Regions from separate parts of the Homo sapiens genome. Here region 1 is linked to region 2. Evidence: chromatin loops called from intact Hi-C (ENCODE). Cell type or tissue: heart right ventricle. All regions are shown on one strand. Links, peaks and the distances in the headings refer to the core of each region. The heading gives the core; the rest is flanking DNA. Region 1 overlaps SLC9A8 (solute carrier family 9 member A8). Region 2 overlaps LOC105372653 (a long non-coding RNA gene).

The links. Peaks named below come from ENCODE experiments on the same cell type or tissue, not always from the same donor. Only the 100,000 strongest peaks of a DNase experiment are listed, where the experiment ranks them.
Region 1: it touches region 2 in a loop (2.1-fold over the local background); 5 of 110 quality-filtered maps call a loop at or near these places.

Annotation. Positions count from the first base shown.
Region 1 is chr20:49,848,267-49,860,929 of GRCh38, reverse strand. SLC9A8 (solute carrier family 9 member A8) reads right to left here. Exons shown (of 16, transcript NM_015266.3): 6 at 11,250-11,351; 7 at 10,086-10,120; 8 at 5,349-5,492. Among named protein-coding and RNA genes, the nearest start is that of MIR12122, 9.3 kb to the left of the region's middle. In heart right ventricle, for the core only: no CTCF peak of the experiment used is centred there; no DNase peak of the experiment used is centred there; H3K27ac peaks cover 924 bases.
Region 2 is chr20:49,922,515-49,935,177 of GRCh38, reverse strand. LOC105372653 (a long non-coding RNA gene) reads right to left here. Exons shown (of 3, transcript NR_134564.1): 3 at 6,357-6,453. Among named protein-coding and RNA genes, the nearest start is that of RNF114, 7.6 kb to the left of the region's middle. RefSeq lists silencers at 1,019-1,219, 6,192-6,486 and an enhancer at 9,398-9,567. In heart right ventricle, for the core only: CTCF peaks have their summits at 6,128 and 6,333 (motif pointing right); a DNase peak (open chromatin) is centred at 6,337; H3K27ac peaks cover 724 bases.

The DNA of each region.
Region 1 (12,663 bases), core at 3,896-8,895, 74 kb after region 2:
TGTCGTGCCTCATTCCATGAGGATGAAGCCTGTGTCCATCTTGTTCGCTGCCTTATGTCCGGGGCTTAAAGCAGAGCCTCCCACACAAAAGACAGTCAATACCTTTTTGTTGACTCAGTAAATGAAACAAAGAATAGTCAACAGTAATATTCAGCTTCATCAATCACCATGTCATGAATCGATATCATTTTATTATTATTATTATTTTTGAGATGGAGTCTCGCTCTGTTGCTCAGGCTGGAGTGCAGTGGTGCGATCTCAGCTCACTGCAACCTCTGTCTCCAGGGTTCAAGCAATTCTCCTGCGTCAGCCTCCCAAGTAGCTGGGACTACAGATGCGCACCACCGTGCCCAGCTAATTTTTTTTTGTATTTTTAGTAGAGACGGGGTTTCACCATGTTAGCCAGGCTGGTATGGAACTCTTACCCTCAAGTGATCCACCTGCCTTGGCCTCCCAAAGTGCTGGGATTACAGACATGAACCACCATGCCAGGCCCCAGGATTGGTATCATTTTAAAGCAGAATAAGATGAAAAGGTAGCTTGGTCAAATAAACTCAGAAAGCCTTTCGAGGAAATTCACAGCCCAAAATAACATAATAAAGGTCTGAGAAGTCTTGCAAAAAAGAAATCTAACTTTCTTCACGTGAAAGCTTTGCAGACTCATCTGAACAAACAATCTCCCCAATCCCCCTTCTTTCTAGCAGATCACAGGTTAACATCCCACCTTGAGGAATGTGGCAGCCAACAAGGGCTCATATTGGAAAAGTGCTTTTGAAGGCCATGATCACCCATAGTTCCCAAAAATGGATCTGCAGGTCACACACATACAGTGCCCAGCCTCAGCCCACATCACTACCACAGCAGGTACCCAGGCTGGTTTCACTGCTTTTTATACAGAGTAGCCTGAGGCCCAAAGAGAGTGAGTCACTGGGTAAGGTCACACAAAGGGTTAACAGCAGATCCAGGGCTGGGGCAATGGTTTCTGAACTCCAGGTAATGAAAGTAGAATTTGGACTCTTTCTGGCCTGGTAATTTTCTACATTTTGTTTCTTAAGGTCATGTTTCTCATACCTTAAAGAATAAAAGGGAGTATTGCTTCAGGGTCCATTTCATGAGCTTAAGCTGTAGCTGGAGAAAACAAAAGGTTTCCTCTACAGCAGTGACTTTAAGAACACACTATCATAGCAACAAATCAAAGCTGAAAATGAATTCAAGTTACCGAAGAAACAGAAGACATTTGCTTTCTGGCATTCATGAAGGTAACAACATCAAAAAGGGGGTAACTCATTTACATATTCAGTTGCAAAGATAAATGTGTCAGCTCACTTTGGAGATGATCGTTTATGAAGTATACCTCTTCAAAACCAGGTATGATTCTGATAACCAAGGAAAGGTGACAACAGCTCCCAGGAGCATATTTTTCTTCTGTACTAAAAAAAAAAAAAAAGGTGGAGGGGGAGGCGGGGGTAAGTCTGACATGCCCCTTTTCTGTATCTTCTGTCTGAAAATAAGCCTCCCAGGCCTGGCTCACAAGACGTTCCTTCTGAGAAGCCTTCCTCATATCCTTCATGGTCTGGTCATTGAGCCCCCTCATGCTTAAGGCACCATGTTCACTTCTCTACGGGCATCTTTTGCCCATCATGGACCGACTGTCAAATCCACCTGGCTCTCAGCAGTGTCTGGCACACAGAGGTCCCTCACCAAATGCTGATGGCAGATGACCAGCCGTGGCTGGAGAGTTTGTGAGGCTGATTCTCAAGCCAGCTTGGGTCTCAGCAGTGGCAGTGCTGCTGGTAGAGGAAGAGGCTGGAAACTATATATGCATGCTCCACAGATCCAACCGTGGCCTCAGCAGTAGCACTGCTGCTGGTGGACGAGGAGACTGGAAACTATACATGCATGCTCCACAGATCCAACTGTGGGAACTGTTACCACAGACGATCTTGGTTTCTTTTCTTTCTTTTTTTTTTTTTTGAGACAGTCTTGCTCTGTCGCTCTGGCTGGAGTGCAGTGGTGCGATCTCGGCTCACTACAACCTCCGCCTCCCAGGTTCAAGCAATCCTCCTGCCTCAGCCTCCCAAGTAGATGGGATTACAGGGACCTACCACCATGCCGGGCTAATTTTTGTATTTTTAGTAGATACAGGGTTTCACCACGTTGGCAAGGCTGGTCTCAAACTCCTGACCTCAGGTGATCCACCTGCCTTGGCCTTCCAAAGTGCTGGGATTACAGGCATGAGCCACCATGCCTGGCCCCATCTTGGGTTTCCAAAGCACTTTTCCAGTAAGAACCTCTGGCTACCAACGATGACTCCATCATTTCCCATCTTAAATAGAAAAAGTCTCCTATCTTTGGCTTTTATAATAGAGACAACTGGAAAAGCTCAGAAAAGATCCTACCTCTGAAAAATTATTTTTCTTTAAAAAAATCAAGAGACAAAGCAATTGAGTTTAGCTCCCAATGCATAAAAATAACTCATGATGTCACCTCCAAGTTAGGCAAAATTCCTTGTCACAAATGTTCAATATGTGTAGCCAGGATACGAGATAAAAGTAAAAACCAGAATGCTAGGCAGCTTTCAGAGTAGATCTTAAATAAGAAAAAATACTGCCATTGGATTTTTTAAAGGTCTTGTGGCATGATGTTGGATAATATCCTAATAAAGCTATAGAAATTTCTGCCAAGAGAAACATGAAAAAGCCAATAGTAGGAAACTGGTTAAGTAGATCATAGTAAACCCAGAAAAAGGAATACACCGTAACCAGTAAAATTATTTTCCAGAAGACTGTTTTATCAATTGTGTTCAATGGAAAATAGAGTACAATATTTGGGGTATAAGCCTATTGAAATAAAATGTATATATATTTACACCAAATTATCAACCATAATTATCTCTAGGTAGTAGCAATGTGTGTGATACTTCTCTCTTTTTTGCTTGTGTATTTCCTAAATTTGGTAAGAATATATGTACTACATTTAGAATAACAAAAATACTTATAAGTTTGGTTGTTTTTTAAGGCCTGTTGAGCACCTCTTGCCATCAGGCAGTATTTGGTAAGCTCCTCCTGCAAAGGAAGGGCAAAAACAGGGCAAAAACTGGGCAAATGTGGTGAAAACAACAACTAGGGGCAGGGAAAGAAAAGGAAAGGATGTCACATTACCCAATGCTGGATGCTTTTCTCATAGTACCCTTTTGTTTGTTTGTTTTTTTTAAAACAGAGTCTCACTCTGACGCCCGGGCTGGAATGCAGTGATGTGAGTTTGGCTCACTTCAACCTCTGTCTCCCAGGTTCAAGCGATTCTCCTGCCTCAGCCTCTCGAGTAGCTGGGATTACAGGCGTGCGCCACCACACCTGGCTAATCTTTGTATTTTTAGTAGATATGGGGTTTCACCATGTTGGCCAGGCTGGTCTTGAACTCCTGGCCTCAAGTGATCCATCCGCCTCAGCCTCCCAAAGTGATGGGATTACAGGCGTGAGCCACCGCGCCCAGCCCTGTAGTACCTTATTTAACTATTCAGTCCTCAAATCTAGTCCTAGGCTGAGGCATTTTATTCCAACATAAGAATTCTGAATATAGTCTATAAAAAAACTTCTAAGAAAATGCCAGCTACCACAGAGTGGTTATGCTTTAGCAAAGGCAGTAAGTCAGTATTCAGGTAAATGGAAATTCTATTATCTAACAGAACACACACTGGCCTCTAAGATTCTCTTAGCTCATTTTTGATACATTATCCGGGGCTCTTTTCTCCACGTGCTTTGGAGTTTTTTGCGGGAAGGTGGGAGAATGGGGTCTTGCTATGTTGTCCAGACTGGTCTCAAACATCTGTGTTTTGGCAAAAATCTTTGGGTTTGTTGCCTGCCTGTTAATGACCACCATAAAATGCAGAGTTCAAGGAAATATCCCTGCATCAGAAAAATATATTTGAGATTATCTGAAATGCATTTACTTTTCCCAGTGATTTTGTTTTGTTTTGTTTTTGAGACAGGGTCTTGCTCTGTTGCCCAGGTTGGAGTGCAATGGCTCCATCACAGCTCACTGCATCCCTAGTAGCTAGGAATACAGGCACGTGATATGACACCCAGCTAAAATTTTTTTTTTTTTTTTTTGAGACGGAGTCTCGCTCTGTCACCAGGCTGGAATCCAGTGGTGTGATCTCGGCTCACTGCAACCTCCGCCTCCCAGGTTCAAGTGATTCTCCTGCCTCAGCCTCCGGAGTAGCTGGGATTACAGGCACCCGCCACCAAGCCCAGCTAATTTTTGTATTTTCAGTAGAGACAGGGTTTCACCATGTTGGCCAGGCTGGTCTTGAACTCCTGACCTCAGGTGATCCACCCGCCTTGGCCTTCCAAAGTGCTGGGATTACAGGACTGAGCCACTGCGCCTGGCCCCCAATGACTTCTTGACATTTTATTATTCATCTTTAACTTCTCAGATCCCATCAATTAGGGTAGTAATACCAACAAATATTTGAAAACAAATTGTAGTGTCCAAAGTAGAGTTTACACAATAGCATCTTAAGGCAGGGCACCTATCAGCATTCCTACCTTATTTTAAAGCTGTGAAAAGGAAGGTGACATGCATCAGCTAGTGGGGCCTCTGTCTATTGCTTTTGTTGCCAATAATATTGCCCAAACACTGACCCCTGAACAGGCCGCTTCATCATATCTGGGGAACTTATTAAAAACCCATGGTCTTGGGACTCACCCCAGACCAAATGAATCAGAAGCTCTGAGGGTGGGGCCTAGGAATGTCACACTTAATAAGCACCCTCAGTGATGTTGACAAGCTGGGCTCAGAAACCACTACTAAAAGGCAGGTCGAAAAAGGTGGGCAAAGCCAGGAGCAATGGCTTACACCTGTAATCCCAGCACTTTGGGAGGCTGAGGTGGGCAAACTGCTTGAGCCCAGGGGTTCAAGACAAGCCTGGGCAACATGGCGAACCCCATCTCTACAAAAACTTCTTAAAAAATTAGCTGGGCGTGATGGCACGTGCCTGTAAGTCCCAGCTACTCGGGAGGCTGAGGTGGGAGATCAGTTGAACCCAGGAGGTTGAAGCTGCAGTGAGCTGTGATGGAGCCACTGCACTCCAGCTTGGGTGACAGAGCGAGACCCTGTCTCAAAAAAAAAGGTGGACTCTCCTCTTTTAACCACCCCTGGAACCTGACCATATTCTTGCAGCACATCAAGGCTTGTCAGGACAGAAATACAGAGAAAGAGAGTGGGTGAACTGATCACCCAGAGGACAAGCAACTGTACACATGCTGTGTGGAAATATCTGCCCCTTTGTTACAAGGACCTTTAGTTCTGTCACATGAAAAAAGTCTGTTCTCTGCCCCCGTACTTACTTGGTCAGAACAATGGAGACTGCATCGTTGAGAATACTTTCTCCAAAGACCAGCATGTTGAGCACGGGGTCCACATGAAGTGCATTGAAAATGGCAATAGTGGCCACTGGATCGACAGCAGATATTAGGGAGCCAAACGCAAAACTGTAAGAGACAGAGGGAAGGGGAGATTCTGTAATGTGTGTCACTTGGTCCACATATTAAAGCATTAAAGTCAAAGGCCATATTTAACAGAAAGCAATACTACACGCTAGAGCTGAATTAATTACAGAAGGTAGCGTATTTTTTCCCCACTTATCTGCTGTTTTGTGGGTGGAGTATGAAAGGCCCACTCTAAACTGAGTTGTTAGGAATGGCCTGGTTTTCTAGTGTCAGCACGGAGACTTGACTTTGACCAATGATGGAAGGGAGACTTTTGCTTAGATATATTTATCATACACCGCCCAGTTCCACGGGTCAGAGCAGCTAGAGCCAAATGGCCCATGAGCTCCTGCATCTGACCTCTGCTCTGCCCCTCGCCACCAGCCCCTTGGAATGCTGTCCGTGACCGACCCCAGCCTGCACTCAGATTTGCAAGATCTAAGAAAGTGTCAAAAAGCAGCAGCAACCCCAGTGTGCTTTGGGGGTGAGTGGCGTAGACAGCCGAGAGAAACACTGAGGCCATCTCCCAACTGGGCCAGTGACCTCACTGACAGTCCCCGTGAAGATCTTATCACCCCCAGCAGATATGTGCTGATTGTCTAACATGTTTCAGGAATGGAGGCTACCATGGCCGGCACTGTTCTAAGCACTTCACATACGGTGACTCAACAATCCAGACAGTGACTGTATGAGACTGCTACTACTGCCCCAATGACAGAGGAGAAAACCGAGGGACAACGGGATGATGAAGTAACTTGTCCAAGGTCACTCAGCTAACAAGTAGCAGAGCCAGGCTATCTGCCCAGAGTCGGTACTCCTACCCCCAACAGTAGATACAGCAATACCCAGAGATGAAGGCAAATTCAGACAATACCACATGTGACCCAGGAAATCAATTGAGGTGACGTGGGAAGGTGGGGTGGGGGTGTGGGTGTGGGAGCCACTTAGATGGGGCGGTCTGGAGAGGCCTCTGTGAAGGGATGACACATGTAAGCAAGAACCTACATGTTAAGAAGCAGCTGGCCAGGCCAAGAGCTGCAGGCTGAGGTGACAGCAAGCGACTCCTGCGGTGGGAGCAAGCCTGCTGCCTGAGGAACAGAAGGAAGGTGCATGTGGTGGTGGGGGTGGGGTGAGTGGCAGGAGCCATAAGAGGCTGGCGAGGGAGGCAGGACCAGCTCCCTCAAGGGGCCTCATGTGCCACATGAGCCTGGACAATTCACTCTCCCTGCCCTTTGGTGATTTTCCCACAAGCCTCTGTGCCATGCCTGTTGCAACTTTCTTTCCAGGGCAGCAGAATGGTGGGTCTGCCCCCTTCCACAACACCAGCCAAAACATGGAGACCCAATGGCCAGCCTGTGTCAGTCATCAGCCAGAGACGACTGCCCTGAGCTTCCCACCCTCACCAAGCCTGGGTCTAGGGGGAAAAGGATGCTCGGCTGAGCAGCCTTCAATGGGTGATCTTTTGGCTGCAGGGTCAGGGAGAGGAGAGCTGACTGAGGAAATGCCTGGCTGCCTTGCCAGGTACAGTTCTCTTCAGAAGTCAATCATCTGGCCTCTGGTTTCCATGGTAGCTGCCTGTGAATGTGACTCATGCGCATTAACCCAGAGTGCCTCCGGATCCCAGGCTGAGGATTCAGTTCCCAGACTTCGCCTGTCCTCACAGAGGTCATCACAGGCCTGTGAGCTCCAAGGGAGTGGATGCTGAATTTTCGTCATGGGTGAATTCCCAGGGTCTGTACTGGGCATGGCCCAGAGACACTTGCAGAAGGCAAGCAGGCAGGCAGGTGGGAAGAAGAAAGGGAAGGAAGAAAGGGAAGGTAACTCCACTAAACAACTGCCCATCTGGGAGATCCTATTTTATTGGTGGCTGGTCCCCAGGCCCTTGCACCACAACCCAGACAGAGCTTCTGGTCGCTCTTTTATTTTCACTCTCATCAACCACAGCCCCATCACCAGAGGCCGTGAAGGAAGGAGGATGATGTCTAAAAAGTGTATCCTGGGCCGGGCACAGTGGCTCACGCCTGTAATCCCAACACTTTAGGAGGCTGAGGTGGGAGGATGGCTTGAGCTCAGGAGTTCAGGACCAGCCTGGGCAATATAGAGAGAACCCTATCTCTACACACACAAAAATTAGCCGGAAGTGGTGCCGCATACCTGTAGTCCGAGCTACTCAGGAGGCTGAGGCAGGAGGACAGCTTGAGCTCAGGAGTTTGAGGCTACAGCGAGCTGTGATCATGCCACTATACTCCAGCCTCAGTGAAGCGCAGGCCCACCACAGGCTCCCAAGTTCCCTGTCCTGTGCCTCTCCTACCCCTGCAGGATACACCTTTTATATTTTAAAAATTTGTTTATGGGTATTCACTTCACAATGCTTCACCTTTTCTGTATGTTTAAAATTTTTCATAATAAAAGGTTGGGGCAACGTCCATCTTACATAAGTTGACTGATGTCTCATGTGTCCCTAAAATGTATAAAACCAAACTGTGCTCTGATCATCTTGGGTACATGTCGTCAGGACCTCCTGAGGCTGTCACGGGTGCGCATGCTCAACCTTGGCAAAATAAACTTTCTAAATTAACTGAAAAAAACAAAACAAACAAAAGGCTGGGGGAAATGCTTTGTATAAATCATGTTACACAGTTTGCTTGGGAATCTAAATTGAGGCAGAGTATTTCTGACAGTGAAGATGAGAAGTCTGAAATACAAACTGCTGAATCATTGAGAGGTCTGTATGGAAAGACGGTTATTTCACCTGGCTGTCAGCTGTTCCACTTCACATCTTTAAGACCTCGCCTTTTAAACGCCAGAAGTTCAACTTAAAAATGTATTTTCTTTATCCCATAGCCCCAAAAGATAGCAACATTAACAAAATGAAAAAGAAATGAACTAAGGCAGCGAAATAATTCAGGATCTCTAAGAGTGAAATCTCTCTCCAACAAGATATCACTAGAACAAAACAAAACGTGTGCAACGAAGTTATTTTTATGTTTTCTACAGTGCAGAGGTTGCAAAAAGTCTGTGGTCCCCTCTCATGTTTGGTCTGCATGGTATTTGTGAAAAATTGAGCAAGTTGTCAACATTGAAAAACTGGAAAATTCCCTATAAAAATCTAGAAACCCAGCATCTTTTTGAAAAAAAAGTATTTAAAATAGCCACCAATTCTGGGCCCAGATTTCCACATGGTAATCATGAGTTGGCGCTGAGAAGTGGCTGTCCCTTCATACAGGGTGTGTTCTCCCACTGGCCGCTGCCCCATGTCTAGACTCACAGCTGGCCAGCTTCCCTCTGTTAAGTGCTCTGCCAGGCCCTGCGGCTGTGTGGGTTTGCGACCCCAGAGCAGTCCCCATCTGAGGGATCGTCACTTTCTAACAGCAAAGGAAACTTCTGCACACGGAGAGGAAAACACTACCCGGCTCTAAGTCAGTGTGTCTACAGGGCAATTCCTTTCCTGTCCTCCACCTGAACATCCCAACCACTGATTCAATTCAACTTCACAGGAAGTTATCCAGCATTGTCTGTATCTCTAACCAGTTGCCCCCAAAACAAGTGGAAGGTTTGAATACTGTGATACCTTCCTTTACTGGGCATTTCTTTTTATTTGCAAAATACCTACCAAACACAGGACATCAGTTCTGCTTTATTTCCAGCTCTCATGGAATAGGACTACTTGTTTATGTATCAAAACTGTCTTACAACAAAAGCTCCAAAATTGTCCTGGGCTGGGGTGGGTGGTGAGTGGAGGTAGAAATAGAATTGGATTTGTTATCAGAGACACAGTTCCCATGAAAAGGGTTCCCAGATTCTAGTCCCAAGTTGCTAAACTGCTGCTAAATCCTGAAAGCTCTGACTGGCCCCATGGCAAGGATCTGGGGACGAACATGTGACCCTGCTGCCCAGCTCCCCAGCCATGTCACAAGACCAAATGCAGACACACTGAGCAAGGCTGTCTGCTCTCAGAGGGGGGAACCCAGACTATGCTCAGCATGGGCACTTTTTCAGCACTAGATCTGGTACCTTCTGAGAGACAACTGCCTCAACCTAGTGAGGTTGCTTCTCACTATGCAATTCTGGGAAATCCTGGATGGGGCTCATGGGAAGTGCTCACGGGAGTGGCTTCAGATGGAGGGGCTTTCTACAATAACCACAATAGAGGTCTTGGCCCTGCTTCCCCCACCACAGGCTTCGTGGGAATCCCAGAGGAAAGTTTCTCCGTCACTCCCCCTCTCCATCTCTAATCTGTCAAGAAGACTTTTTGTTACGGCGACTGAAAAGTCTTGTAAATAAGAAGACAATGGTACAGTGTACGCGTGCACACAGGCAGGGCAGTTAGCTGAGCAGAGTTACTCCCTCCCAAGCTTAAACTAAATCATTCCAATCAGCAATGCCCCACTAGGGATCTTCAAAAGTCTTTAGGATACTTTTGATTCATTTCAGAGATACAAATTAACTCAGAGTAAGATTCTATGGCAGAAATCCTTACCAAAAATAAATACACAGAGAGAGAATAGAACAGTACCACACCCAGGAAGCAATGTGGAGAAACATTTCCCCTGTCTGAAAAGCAGTCGCATGGGTGTTACAGTATGAAGGATTTACCTGTCTGTCATGTTGAGTTTAGAGATTACATCAGCCTGTAAAATAAAACACACAAACACACAGACACACACAAAAAAAAAACCCTGGAGAACAGCCAAGATTTAAATGTCCATTAGTGCTTTATTAAAACTAATAAGGACATTAATCTTCAGTTCCCAAACCACTTGAAAAATAAAAGCTCCTAAGCCTTAGTTGAAACATGCATTCCATCGGCATGCAACGAGAGTATGGAAAAGAATGCTACATTCTTCAAGCCCAATTAACTGTAGTTTCCTTAAGTTTATTCTTACTTAATACTAGAAGCTGAGCAATGAAGAAAGCTGCATGACAGACAGATTTATTCTGGTGCCATCAAAGCTGCAATATAGGTGAAAATCCAATGGAATGGGCTTTGGCTATTGAGAGAAGAAAGCAGCTGATGTGTTAAAGAAATCTGCCCGTCACTCAGATACCTGACCCTCAACTTAATTTTCAGAACTGAGACAGGCAAACTTTCTGCAACTGACAATAAAGGAAAAGAATGTGACATGCATGGACATGCATAATACAAAACTACAGATACTACCTTCCTAGGGATGTTTGGTCTAAATTAATTTGAAGTCTAAAGTAGAGACCACCCAACTGGTGCCACTGGGAAGTGGTTTAGCAATTGTGGAAAATCCAGAGTATATAATTCTACAGGTAGACAGCTTAGAATTGAGTGAAGAGATTCAGCATCACCTTTGATTTTATTATTTCTCCAATGCCAGCAGAAAAGCACATCTTTGATTTTTTAAATACAAATTTTTATCAAAAAACAGCATTCAACCCCAATTCAGTCTACTTGACAACACAGTTTGAAGTTCTTGATGGCATATATTTGGCTTCATTTTTAGGTATTCTAATTTAAGACAGTATTGGTTTGCAAATAAACTCAAATACTTTGGGGGGGATTATGGAAAAGTTTTACTCAATTCCAGATACCAAAGGTCTTGGAGGACACTTTGAAACAATTTAGCACGCCTCTACTGTGCCTCATATGAAGCTAGGATTTCCTTCCAGAAGGAATTTACCTTAAGGGTGAAACCCAGGCCCCACAAAGTGGCCCCATTTCACCTTCCCACCTCCCTGCACTAGCTCTAAGAATGTAAGACTTTCAAAGTGTTTCAAAGATGATTTTCTTACCTGACCCAGAAAATAAATTCCTCCACCTACTACAAAAGCGGAGATTGCCGTCCCAAAAACAGCAAACAGGGTGATGGAACCAATATTTTGAAAGAAGTTACCCTGTTTGAAAGAGCAGAAATCAGGGAAATGATTAGAAAAGCCATTCCTGTCAGTGAAGGCACGGCCTGCACACCTGGCCCTCCGTGCAGACTTGATTCTCTGTAAAAGGCACCACTGCCCAACCTGTGTGGCAAGCTGGGAGCCCGGGAGTCTTCCTGCACCCCCGCACTTACTGCAGTGTCCCGTCACTCACACCATCTTTCATCTGAAACACTGCATAGCTTCGCACAAGTCTCCTCAACCCCCCAGGGCCCCTTTCCCTCCACTCTCCCGTCTTTCCAGAATGATCTTCCCAAAAGACAAATCTGATTGTGCTGCCTTCACCTGGACCCCTATTTCCACTTAAAATGCAGCTAGCCCCCACCCTGAATGATTCGACTCCTGGGGAGGCCTCTGGGCTCATCTGGCACCATGCTCGCCTTTGTTCTCTGGGTTCCAGTCCCACTGGTGGCTTCGAGCAGGTTGTGCTCCCTCTTTGCTTGTTAAGCTTTCATCATCCCAAGATCTCAGGACATTTCAACTCTTCCCAGATCCTAGTCTGTGCTCTCAGTGCACAGTCACCCTCTCTTGTAGCGGTTGACAAGACTGCAATTTTGCACTTATTTATGTACTGATGTCTTACTTTCCCATGAGGCTGCAGGCTCATTCTGGGCAATGACCCCACCTGCTTTCGCACAACACGGTCCCTGACATAATGCCCGTCAGATGGAAGATGCCCAACAGACAGGCACTGAAGGAATTAACTGTGTTTCACATCCAAAGTCCACACTATTAGGATACCAAGATACACTATCAGATATTCCTTTTTCCTGGCCAGGTCTTTTAAACAATTTTACTTCACTCTATTAGTATCATCATTAACTATGTCAGATAAAATGTTTCTATCTATACTTCACAGCGTTTAAGATAAAATATTCAAGTTCAAGCAGCATGGTAGCATCTTTCAAATTTCCATAAAATTAAGGAAATTAAGCTATTTATTATAACCCTATGAACTCCACTTAGGAGCTACCAAGAGTCTTTGATCACCCCCGATTGTGGTTGTGAACAAGAATCTTGTTTTTAGCTCAGAAATCACCAAACCATGGACATCAAGACCTGCTATTTTAAAGCCCACTTGTGAAAGAGTGTCCTCAGCTGAACACTGACTGCCCCACTAAGCCCACCTCCTAGAAGCTGCAATTTTGACTTGGCTGCCTATCATCTGACATTCAATTCCTTTGTTTGGCATATCAATCTTTACTGCACAAAGAATTTTAAAACACAATGATTTGGTTTTTCAAAACAAAGGGCTTTCAATCTATGAGTTGCT
Region 2 (12,663 bases), core at 4,222-9,221:
GTCTGGGCGACAGCGCGAGACTCCCTCTCAAAAAACAACAACAACAACAACAAAACAAAACAAAAAAACCCCAACAACAAAGTACATTCATTTCATATTGTGCAATCATCACCATCAGCTATCTCTAAAATTCTGGTCTTCTTGCTAAACTGAAACTGAAATTCTGTCCCCATTAAACAATAACTTCCTCTTCCCTCCTCCCATCCCCATACCCCCAGGCCCTGGCAATTTTCTGTCTATGATTTTGAAGCACTTATAGCTATAAAATTTCCCCTGAGCACTGCTTTCACTGTGTCCAGTAAATTTTGGCATGCTGTGTTTTTGTTTTCATTTGTTTCTCAATATTTTCTCTATTTATTTAATTAATTTATTTATTTTGAGATGGAGTCTCACTCTGTCGCCCAGGCTGGAGTGCATTGGTGCAATCTCTGCTCGCTGCAGCCTCCCTCTCCTGGATTCAAGCAATTCCCTTGCCTCAGCCTCCCAAGTAGCTGGGATTACAGGTGCCTGCCACCACGCCTGGCTAATTTTTGTATTTTTAGTAGAGACAGGGTTTCACAATGTTGGCCAGGCTGGTCTCAAACGCCTGACCTCAAGTGATCCGCCAACCTCGGCCTCCCAAAATGCTGGGATTACAGGTGTGAGCCACCCAGCCTGGCCTGTTTCTGAGTATTTTCTAATTTCCCTTGTGATTTCTTCTTTGATCCATTGGTTCTTTTAAGAGTGTGTAAATTTCCACAAATTTGTGAATTTTCCAGTTTTCCTTTGATATTGATTTCTTTTTTTTTTTAACCCCCCCATATTGATTTCTAGCCTTATCCAATTGTGCTTGGAGAAGATATTTGGTATGATCTCTTTTATTTCTTCTTTCTTTCCTTCTTATCTTTCTCTCTTTCTCCTTTTCTTCTGTCTCTTTTTGTAGAGATGAAGTCTGGCTGTGTTGCCCAGGCTGGTTGCAAACTCCTGGGCACGAGCAATCCTCCTGCCTCAGCCTCCCAAAGTGCTGGGATTACAGGCCTAAGCCACCACAGCTGGCTGATGTCTACCTTTTAAAATCTCTTGAGGCTTAATCTGTGGCCTAACATATGGTCCATCCTGGAGGATATCCCATGTGTGCCTGAGAAGAATGTGGATGCTGTTGTTGCTGGGGAGTGTCTGTACATGTGTTAGACCTGGTTGTCTTACTGTGTCGCTCAAGTCCTTTATTTCCTTACTTGTCTCCTGTTTGTTCTATTTATTCTTGGGAGTGGGGCATTGAAGTCTCTAACTATTATTGTGGAATTGTCTATTTCTTCCTTCAATTCTACCAATTTTTGCTTCATATGTTCTGATGGTCTGTTATTAGGTATATAAATGTTTATAATTGTTATATCTTCTTGCTGTATTGAACTTTTTATTAACATACAATGCCTTCTTTATCTCTTGTAACCTTTTGGACAAGTAATTTTTCTTTTTTCTTTTTTTGAGACAGGGTCTTGCTCTGTCGTCCAGGCTGGAGTGCAGTGGTGTGATCTCAGCTCACGGCAACCTCTGTCTCCTGGGTTCAGGTGATTCTCCTGTTTCAGCCTCCTGAGTAGCTGAGACTACAGGCATGCACGACCACGCCTGGCTAATTTTTGTATTTTTAGTAGAGACAGGATTTCACCATATTTTTTAGGCTGGTCTCAAACTCCTGACCTCAGGTGATGCACCCGCCTCGGCCTCCCAAAGTGCTAGGATTACAGGTGTGAGCTACCGTGCCCGGCCTGGACAAGTAATTTTTCTGATATTAGTATTGCCAGCCCTCCTCTTCTTTGGTCACGCAAAAAGATATTTGCATGAAATATCTTTTTCCATCCTTTCAGAACCAGTCTATAAAGTGAGTTTCTTATAGAGAGCAATACAGTTGAATCATGTTCTTTAAAAAAAAAAAAAAAAAAAGCTGGGTATGGCGGCTCATGCCTGTAATCTCAGCAGGAGGAGGCTGAGGCGGGTGGATCACCTGAGGTTAGGAGTTCAAGACCAGCCTGACCAACATGGTGAAACCCTGTTTCTACTAAAAATACAAAAATTAACCGGGCCTGGTGGTGCATGCCTGTAGTCCCAGCTACTTGGGAGGCTGAGGCAGGAGAATCGCTTGAACCTAGGAGGCAGAGGTTGCAGTGAGTGGAGAACGAGCCACTGGACTCCAGCCTGGGCAACAAGAGTGAAACTCAGTCTCAAAAAAAATTTCTTTTAAATTAATTTTTTTTTTTTTTGAGACAGAGTCTCGCTCTGTTGCCCAGGCTGGAGTGCAGTAGCACAATCTCGGCTCACTGCAAGCTCCGCCTCCTGGGTTCACGCCATTCTCCTGCCTCAACCTCCTGAGTAGCTGGGACTACAGGCGCCCACCACCACGCCCGGCTAATTTTTTTTGTATTTTTAGTAGAGACGGGGTTTCACCATGTTAGCCAGGATGGTCTCGATCTCCTGACCTCACGATCGGCCCACCTCGGCCTCCAAAGTGCTAGGGATTACAGGCGTGAGCCATTGTGCCCAGCCTAAATTTTTCCTTCCTTTTTTCCTTCCTTCCTTCCTTCCTCCCTCCTTCCCTTCCTTCCTTCCTTCGTTCCTTCCTTTGTTCCTTCCCTCCTTCCCTCCCTTTCTTTCTTTCCTTTTTTTTTTTTTTTTTTTTTTTGAGACAGAGTCTCACTCTGTCACCCAGGATGGAGTGCAGTGATGTGATCACAGCTCACTGCAGCCTTGACTTCCCAGGCTCAAGTGATCCTCCTGCCTCAGCCTCCTGAGTAGGTGAGACTACAGGCATGTGCCATCACACCTAGCTATTTTTTCTATTTTTTGTAGTGATGGGGTCTCACTATGTTGCCTAGGCTTTTTTTTTTCTTTTTTGAGACAGGGTCTGGCTCTGTTGCCCAAGCTGGAGGACAATGGCAAAATCTTGGCTCACTGCAACCTCCACCTCATGGGCAAAAGCCGTCCTCCCACCCCAGCCTCCCAAGTAGCTGGGACTATAGGCGTGCACACCACACCCAGCTAATTTTTAAATTTTTTGTAGAGACAGGGTTTCACCATGTTGCCAAGGCTGGTCTCGAACTCTTGAGCTCAAATGGTCCTCCTGTCTTGGTCTCCCAAAGTGCTGGGATTACAGGAGTCAGCCATCATTATTAAAATTTGTTTGCTTAAATTTAAGAAAGGGCTGGGCATGGTGGCTCACGCCTGTAATCCCAGCACTTTGGGTTGCTGAGGGGGGTGGATCACTTTTGTCCAGGGGTTTAAGACCATCCTGGGTAACACAGTGAGACACCCCACCACCCCCAACTCCCTCCCCCATCTCTACAAAAAATACAAAAATAAGTGGGAGGATCACTTGAGGCCAGGAGTTCAAGATCAACCTGGGCAACGTACCAAGACCCTGCTGTCTACAAACAAACAAACATAAAATTAGCTGAGTGCAGTGGCATGTGCCTGTAGTCTTAGCTACTCAGAGGAGGGTTGCTTGAGCCCAGGAGTTCAAAGCATCATTGAGCTGTAATCTTGCCACTGCACTCCAGTCTGGGCAAGAGCAAGACCCTGTCTCAAAAAAAAAAAAAAAAACAAAATTAATGCCAGGTGCAGTGGCTCACACCTGTAATCCCAGCACTTTGGGAGGTCAACATGGGAGGATCGCTTGAGGCCAGGAGTTTGAAACCAGCTTAATCAACATAGCAAGACCCCGCCATCTCTACATAAAAAAAACTAGCTACGTGTGGTGGTGCACACTTGTGGTCCCAGCTACTCAGGAGGCTGAAGTGGGAGGATTGCTTAAGCTCTAGAGATCGAGGCTGCAGTGAAACATGATTGTGCCACTGCATTCCAGCCTGACTGACAGAGACCCTTTCTCAAAAAAAAAAAAAAAAAAAAAAAAGGCCAGGCGCAGTGGCTCACACCTGTAACCCCAGCACTTTGGAAGGCCGAGGTGGATGGATCATGAGGGCAGGAGATCGAGACTATCCTGGCTAACACAGTGAAACCCTGTCTCTACTAAAAAATACAAAAAAATTAGCCGGGCCTGGTGGCGGGTGCCTGTAGACCCAGCTACTCGGGAGGCTGAGGCAGGAGAATGGCGTGAAGCCAGGAGGCGGAGCTTGCAGTGAGCTGAGACTGCACCACTGCACTCCAGCCTGCGCGACAGAGCAAGACTTTGTCTCAAAACAAAACAAAACAACTAAATAAAATATAAAATTCTATTCCCCAGTCTTACTAGCCATATGTCTAGTGCTCAATAGCCACAAGTGACTCGTGGCTACATATTGAAAAGATCAGACACAGAACATTTCCATCGTTGCAGGAAGATCTATTGGACAGCGCTGCTATAGATACCCTCATGCATGTGAGACAGCTACATGCACACGGATATCCAGGACAGCGTTGTCACACTAGGAAGATACTGGAAGCAACCAAAATGATGATTGGGGGTGATTAAACAAATGCAATAGATATAATTACTAGTATATCAATTCCATGAGGTCAGGAGGTTTTGTCAATTTTGTTTACTGCTGTTATCTTCAGCTTCCAAAATAATGCCTGGTGCATGCTAGGTAATTACATAAATATTTGTTAAATAAATATGAAGCTGATATTGAATCATCTCATATATATATATATATATAAAACTTTTTTTTAAAATGGAGTCTCGCTCTGTCACCCAGACTGGAGTGCAGTGGCACGATCTCAGCTCGCTGCAACCTCTGCCTCCTGGGTTCAAGAGATTCTCCTACCTCAGCCTCTCGAGTAGCTGGAATTACAGGCATGCGCCACTGCACCTGGCTAACTTTTGTATTTTTAGTAGAGACGGGGTTTCACCATGTTGGCCAGGCTGGTCTTGAACTCCTGACCTCAAGTGAGCTGCCCACCTTGGCCTCCCAAAGTGCTGGGATTACAGGTGTGAGCCACTGCACCTGGCCCAAAAAATATTTTTAATTAAAACAACATCAAGATGCCAAGTAATGCAACTAATATATGTATATGTTTGTATATGATAAATAGATGCCTTTGGAAAGTAGGGTGACCAAGTGTCCAGGTTTGCCTGGGAGTGAGGGGTTTCCCAGGATGTGAGACTTTCAGTGCCAAAACTGGGAAAGTCCCGGGCAAAACAGGATGAGTCAATTGCCCTACTGGAAAGATTTTTTTTTTTTTTTTTCTGAGACGGAGTCTCACTCTCACCCAGGCTGGAGTGCAGTGGGACCATGTTGGCTCACTGCAACCTCCATCTCCTGGGTTCAAGCAATTCTCCTGCCTCAGCTTCCTGAGTAGCTGGGATTACAGGTGTCCACTACCACGCCCGGCTAATTTTTTTATATTTTTAGTAGAGACGGGATTTCGCCATGTTGGCCAGGCTGGTCTCGAACTCCTGACCTCAGGTGATCCACCCGCCTCGGCCTCCCAAAGTTCTGGGATTACAGGCGTGAGCCACCGCGCCCGGCCTCCTGGGAAGATTTCTGAGAATCTGGTACCAATGGTTCCTATTAGAAAGGGAAAATGGCCCGGGTGTGGTGGGTCATGCCTGTAATCCCAGCACTTTGGGAGGCTAAGGCAGGTGGATCACTTGAGCCTGGCGGTTTGAGACCAGCCTGGGAAACATGGCAAGACCCTGTCTCTATTTTATATGAAAAGAAACAAACAAACAAAAAACCAAAAAACAAAAGGGGAGCTAAGGGACTGGGTCTTAGGTTCTGGGCCTGGAGAAAGACTTCTCCTTCTGTTTCCTCTTGTGTTGTCTAAATATTTATATCAAGTTCATGCACCACTTTTTAATTAAAAATTCGGGACCAGGTGAGGTGGCTCACATCTGTAATCCCAGCACTTTGAGAGGCTAAGGCAATTGCCTGGAGCCCAGGAGTTCGAGACCACCCTGGGCAACATAGCAAGATCCCATCCCTACAAAAAATACAAAAAATATCTGGGCATAGGGGCATGCACATGTGGGCTCAGCACTTGGGGAGGCTGAGGAGGACTGCTTGACCCCAGGACGTTGAGGCTGCAATGAACCATGATCGTGCTATTGCACTCCAGCCTGGGTGACTTTTTTTTCTCTTAAAAAAAGAAAAAATAAACAATGATGCATTAAGAACAGTTAAGATGAATCGGAAGTAACTCCAGCCCTCAAATCCTGTAACTCTCAGGCGTCACAGTTCTATCAGCCTCAGGCCACATGTAAAATTTATCGCTATACTTGTCTAAGTTAGGCATAATTTACCCCATCATGTATTGCTACATTTTTAAACCTGTGGGCAGATAATTTCATCTTGATTTCAGCCGGTTCTTCAAGATTGCCAAATTGCTGAGCGCCAGGAAGAATTCCTACTGACACCACCAGGGGGCGTGTGAGCATCTCACAGACTCACCGGGCCCTGCGAAGAGAACACCGGCTCCTTTATTCTTTCCAGTTCTCTAAGTATTTCCTGCCTCTGCCCATCATGGCTTACTGTACATTGCCTGAAAACAAAAATTAAAAAAAAAAAAAAAGAGTCTCAGCCTAAAAGGAGTCTTAACAGAGGAGACACTGGCATGTAAATATTCATTCAACCAATAACTCTATGTGCTAAGTATCCTGGTAAGTGTTGGAAATGTAACAGTGAATTATTCAGTCTCAAACAGGAAAGCCACGCGGGGATGATCACATAAAAATGCGGCCCCTGGCAGGGTGCAGCGGCTCACGCCTGTAATCCCAACACTTTGGGAGGCAGAGGCCGGTGTATCACTTGAGGTCAGGAGTTTGAGACCAGCCTGGCCAACATGGTAAAACCCCAGTCTCTACCAAAAAAATACAAAAATTAGCCGGGTGTGGTGGCGCATGCCTGTTAATCCCAGCTACTAAGGAGGCTAAGGCAGGAGAATCGCTTGAACCCAGGAGGCAGAGGTTGCAGTGAGCCAAGACTGCGCCACTGCACTCCAGCCTGGGCGACAGAGTGAGAGCCTGTCTCAAAAAAAAAAATTAAAAAAAAACTGCCTCCAGAAAATTGCATTTCATCAGTTATCCCACCAGCTCATAGCATTTTACAGTTTCTATTATATCAAGGGTCAGCCACATAATGAGGTAAAAACATAACGATCTCATAATATCTGACAAGAACTACAACCAAATAATGAGTACTAACAAGAAGACATTGAAATAGGGGATTTGAATCCACCTTCATCTACAATAAACTGCACCTCATGTGTATATTGTGACTTGAGACATTGGCTAAGGATAGAAGAAAGTCATCACAATTAACAAGACATTTCAAAACTAAGCATTCACATAGAAGTAGAATTTCCGGGTCATTTCGTAAATGTGTGTTTAATTTTTTTTGTTTTGTTTGTTTGTTTGTCTGTTTTGTTTGTTTGTTTTTGAGATGGAGTCTTGCTGTTGCCCAGGCTGGAATGCAATGGCACGATCTCGGCTCACTGCAACTTCCGCCTCCTGGGTTCAAGCGATTCTTCCACCCCAGCCTCCTGAGTAGCTGGGATTACAAACACCTGCCATCATGCCCGGCTAATTTTTGTATTTTTGTAGAGATGGGGTTTCACCATGTTGGCCAGGCTGGTCTTGAACTCCTGATCTCAGGTGATCTGCCCGCCTTGGCCTTCCAAAGTGCTGGGATTACAGGCGTGAGCCACCGTGCCCGGCCAATGTGTGTTTAATTTTATTAGAAACTGCCAAACCAAGCCATTTTCCAACTATTTCCCATGACCACTAACAAGGTATGAGTTGCTTCACGTCCTCACCAACATTTGGTTGTCAGACACTTTTAGCCATTCTAGTGAGTGTGTAGTGGTACTGTGCAATTTTAGATTTCATAATGATTAATGACGTTGAGTACCTTTTCATTTGTTTATTGGCCATTTTGTATGTTTTACCTCTGTGAAGTGTCTGTCCAGATCTTCTGTTATTTATTTATTTATTTTTTTTTTTGAGATGGAGTCTCACTTTGTTCCCAGGCTGGAGTGCAGTGGTACCATCTCGGCTCACTGCAACCTTTGCCTCCCGGTTCAAGTAATTCTTCTCCCTCAGCCTCCCTAGTAGCTGGGATTTCAAGTGTGTGCCACCACGTCCAGCTAATTTTTTTGTATTTTTAGTAGAGACAGGGTTTCACCATGTTGGCCAGGCTGGTCTCGAACTCCTTACATCAAATGATCCACCCAGATTGGCTTCCCAAAGTGCTGGAATTACAGGCATGAGCCACTGTGCCCAGCCACACCATTTTTTTTTTTTGAGACAGGGTCTTGCTCTGTTGCCCAGTCTGGAGTGCACGGATTCCAATGGTGTGATCGTGGCTCACTGCAACCTCCACCTCCTGGGTTCAAGCAATTCTCCTGCCTCAGCCTCCCGAGTACCTGAGATTTCAGGTGGGTGTCATGAGATCCAGCTATTTTTTTTTTTGTATTTTTAGTAGAGACAGGGTTTCACCATGTTGGCCAGGCTGGTCTCGAACTCCTGACCTCAAGTGATCCACCCACCTCAGCCTCCCAAAGTGCTGGGATTACAGGTGTGAGCCACTGGCCTGGCCCCCCCCAAAATTTTTTTATTGTGATAACATACATAACATAAAAATTGCCATTTTAACCACCATAAAGCATATACTTTAGTGGCAGTAATTACATTCACAATGTTGTGCAAACATCGCCTCTGTTTCCAAAATTTTTTCAGCAACCTAAACAGAAACTCCATCTATAAGAAATAGCTCCCCATTCCTCCCTCTCCAGCCACTGGTAACCTCTAATCCTTTTTCTGTCTCTATGAATTTGCCTATTACAGACATCTCATCTAGTGGAATCACACAATATTTGTCCTTTTGTGACTGGCTTCTTTCACTTAACATAATATTTTTAAGGTTTATCCATGATGTAGCATTGGAATTTCCTCACTTTTTAAGGCTGAATAATATTCCATTGCATGGATGTACCACATTTTGTTTATTCATTCATCTGTCAGCAAACACTTGGGTCGTTTCTACCTTTTGGCTAATGTGAATAATACTGCAATGAACATTGATGTACAAGTGTCTGTTTTGAGTCCTTATTTTCAATTCTTTCAGGCATATGCCTAGGAGCAGAATTGCTGAGTCATATGGTCATTCTGTATTTAACTTTTTGAGGAACTGCCAGACTGTTCTTTACAGTGGCTGCACCATTTTACATTCCCACCAGCAAGTACGAGTATTCCATTCTTTACATCATTGCCAACATTTGTTATTTTCCTTTTCAAAAACATTTTATTATAGCCACCCTAGAGGGTTTGAAGTGGAATCTCACTGTGGTTTTGATTTACATTTCCCTAAAGATTAGTGATGACACACATCTTTTCACATGCTTATTGGCCATCTGTGTATCTTCTTTGGAGAAATGTCTATTCAAGTCCTTTGCCCATTTTTAATTTTATTTATTTATTTATTTTGAGATAGAATCTCACTCTGTTGCCCAGACTGGAGTGCAATGGTGAGATCTTGGCTCACTGCAACCTCCACCTCCTAGGTTCACATGATTCTCTCACCTCAGCCTCCCAAGTAGCTGGGATTACAGGGGCCTGCCACTACACCCAGCTAATTTTTGTATTTTTAAAAAAATTTTTTTATTATTTTTTTTTGAGACAGAGTTTCACTGTTGTCACCCAGGCTGGAGTGCAATGGCAAAATCTCGACTCACTGCAGCCTCCGCCTCCTGGGTTCAAGCGATTCTCCTGCCTCAGCCTCCCAAGTAGCTGGGATTACAGGCACATGCCACCATGCCTGGCTAATTTTTGTATTTTTAGTAGAGATGGGGTTTCACTATGTTGGCCAGACTGGTCTCGAACTCCCAAACTCAGGTGATCCACACACCTTGGCTTCCCAAAGTGCTGGGATTACAGGCATGATCCACTGCTCCTGGTGTATTTTTAGTAGAGATGGAGTTTCACCATGTTGGCCAGGCTGGTCTTGAACTCCCGACCTCAGGTGATCCTCCCGCCTCGGCCTCCCAAAGTGCTGGGATTACAGGTGTGAGCCACTGTGCCCGGCCAACTTTTGCATTTTTAGTAGAGATGGGATTTTGCCATGATGGCCAGGCTGGTCTTGAACTCTTGAGCTCAAATGATCTACCCCCCTTGGCTTCCGAAAGTGCTGGGATTACAGGTGTGAGCCACCATGCCCAGCCACCTTTGCCCATTTTTAAATTGGGTTGTCTATTTGTTGTTGCGTTATAGAAATTCTTCATATATTCTGGATATTATACAATTCTACACTTTTTTTAACTTATTTTTTTTTTTAGAGACAGGGTCTCACTCTGTTGCTGAGGCTGGAGTGCAGTGGTGCCATCACAGTTCACTGTAACCTCAAACTCTTGGGCTCAAGAGATTCTCCCACCTCAGCCTCCCCAGTAGCTAGGACTATGGGCTCATGCTACGTGTCTACCTAATTTTTAAAATTTTTTGGAGAGATGGGGCTTTACTATGTAGCCTAGACTGGTCTCCAACTTCTGGCCTCAAGCAATCCTCCAGTTTCGCCCTCTCAAAGCATTGGGATTACATGCGTGAGCCATGGCCCCTAGCCAAAATCCTCCTCTTTTGAGCAGCATAAATGCAAGGTGTCAAGGCCTGACCATAATGGCATAAGTCCCATTATGTTCCCCATTGGTCTGAGGCTGACTCTACACCCCAGCCTGGCAAGCCCTGTGACTGAGTCAGTCATATCTAGCTTGTGTTGAATGCTCACTCTGCACTTGGCATCGTATATTATTAGCTCATTTAATCTCTCAATAATCCTCAGGGGTACTATTAATCCCATTTTACTGATAAGGAAATAGAGGCAGTCCCAGAGAGGTTAGATAGCTTGTCCAAGGTCACACAGATGGAAAGCGGCAGGGCTAGGATCTGAACTTAAGCCTTTCGGCTCCAGAGCCTACTTCGACTTCTGGCCTAGGGATAATGTTGCTATGTAATAAGGACAACCTGTGTGTGGCTTTCCTTTGCTTGCTTCAAGGGAGAGGGAAGGACAAAGATGTTTGCTTCCAGCAAGCCGTCTTCTAAAACCCAATACTTTTTTTTTTTTTTTTTTTTTTTTGCGATGGAGTCTCGCTCTGTTGCCCAGGCTGGAGTGCAGTGGTGCAATCTCGGCTCACTACAACCTCCGCCTCCTGGTTCAAGCAATTCTCCTGCCTCAGCCTCCCAAGTAGCTGGGATTACAGGCATGCGCCACCATGCCCGGCTAATTTTAGTATTTTTACTAGAGATGGTGTTTCACTATGTTGGCCAGGCTGGTCTGGAACTCCTGACCTCAAGTGATCCTCCTGCCTTGGCCTCCCAAAGTGCTGGGATTACACAAGTGAGCCACTGTGCCCAGCCCTGAAACCCAGTACTTTAAGAGACTGTTATAGTACACACTGGGGCTCGTAACTTTGGGGTTACTGTTTTCAGGAGCAATTAAGAATCATAAGGAAGAAATGCTGAGTTGCCCACATCCAGTCCCATGAAGTGTGTCTCCTTGGAGCTGGGCTGGGCTGGGTGGATCCCACTAACAACAGCCCTCTGCCAGCTGCCTCACCTTTGGACTCGTGGGTTGCTCCTGCTGCAGACATGAAGACTTTAAAGCGATTGGCAGTTGGGTTTATATTTAGGGAAAAGGGGGAAGAAAGCCGTTCTTACTGATTGTGAAGAAGCTTGACAGCGCCAGCTTTCAGTTCAAGACGTGCCATCTTTAGAGTTACAAACCTCCCCCAAACCCTGCCTCCACCCGTGGGAGGCCAGAATGAATTCTGAGCTTTGGGAGCCAGACAGAATCTGTAGCACCCAGCAAATTCATGTGGGACAACAAGAATCCTAATCGTGGATAACATTTGCTGCAGGATCACTGCCTTCCAGGCACTGGGGGAACTTCTTTGCACATGTTATCCCATTCAATATGCAAAATAACCTTATGAAGAAGATACTATGATCAGCTCCATTTTACAGGTGGGGAAACTGAGGCTTAGAAAGATGATGAGGCTGGGCGCAGTGGCTCACGCCTGTAATCCCAGCACTTTGGGAGGCCAAGGCGGGTGGATTGCTTGAACTCAGGAGTTTGTTTGTTTGTTTGTTTGTTTGTTTGTTTTTATTGATCATTCTTGGGTGTTTCTCGCAGAGGGGGATTTGGCAGGGTCACAGGACAATAGTGGAGGGAAGGTCAGCAGATAAACAAGTGAACAAAGGTCTCTGGTTTTCCTAGGCAGAGGACCCTGCGGCCTTGCGCAGTGTTTGTGTCCCTGGGTACTTGAGATTAGGGAGTGGTGATGACTCTTAAGGAGCATGCTGCCTTCAAGCATCTGTTTAACAAAGCACATCTTGCACCGCTCTTAATCCATTCAACCCTGAGTGGATACAGCACATGTTTCAGAGAGCACAGGGTTGGGGGTAAGGTCACAGATCAACAGGATCCCAAGGCAGAAGAATTTTTCTTAGTACAGAACAAAATGAAAAGTCTCCCATGTCTACCTCTTTCTACACAGACACAGCAACCATCCAATTTCTCAATCTTTTCCCCACCTTTCCCCCCTTTCTATTCCACAAAACCGCCATTGTCATCATGGCCCGTTCTCAATGAGCTGTTGGGTACACCTCCCAGACGGGGTGGTGGCCGGGCAGAGGGGCTCCTCACTTCCCAGTAGGGGCGGCCGGGCAGAGGCGCCCCTCACCTCCCGGACGGGGCAGCTGGCCAG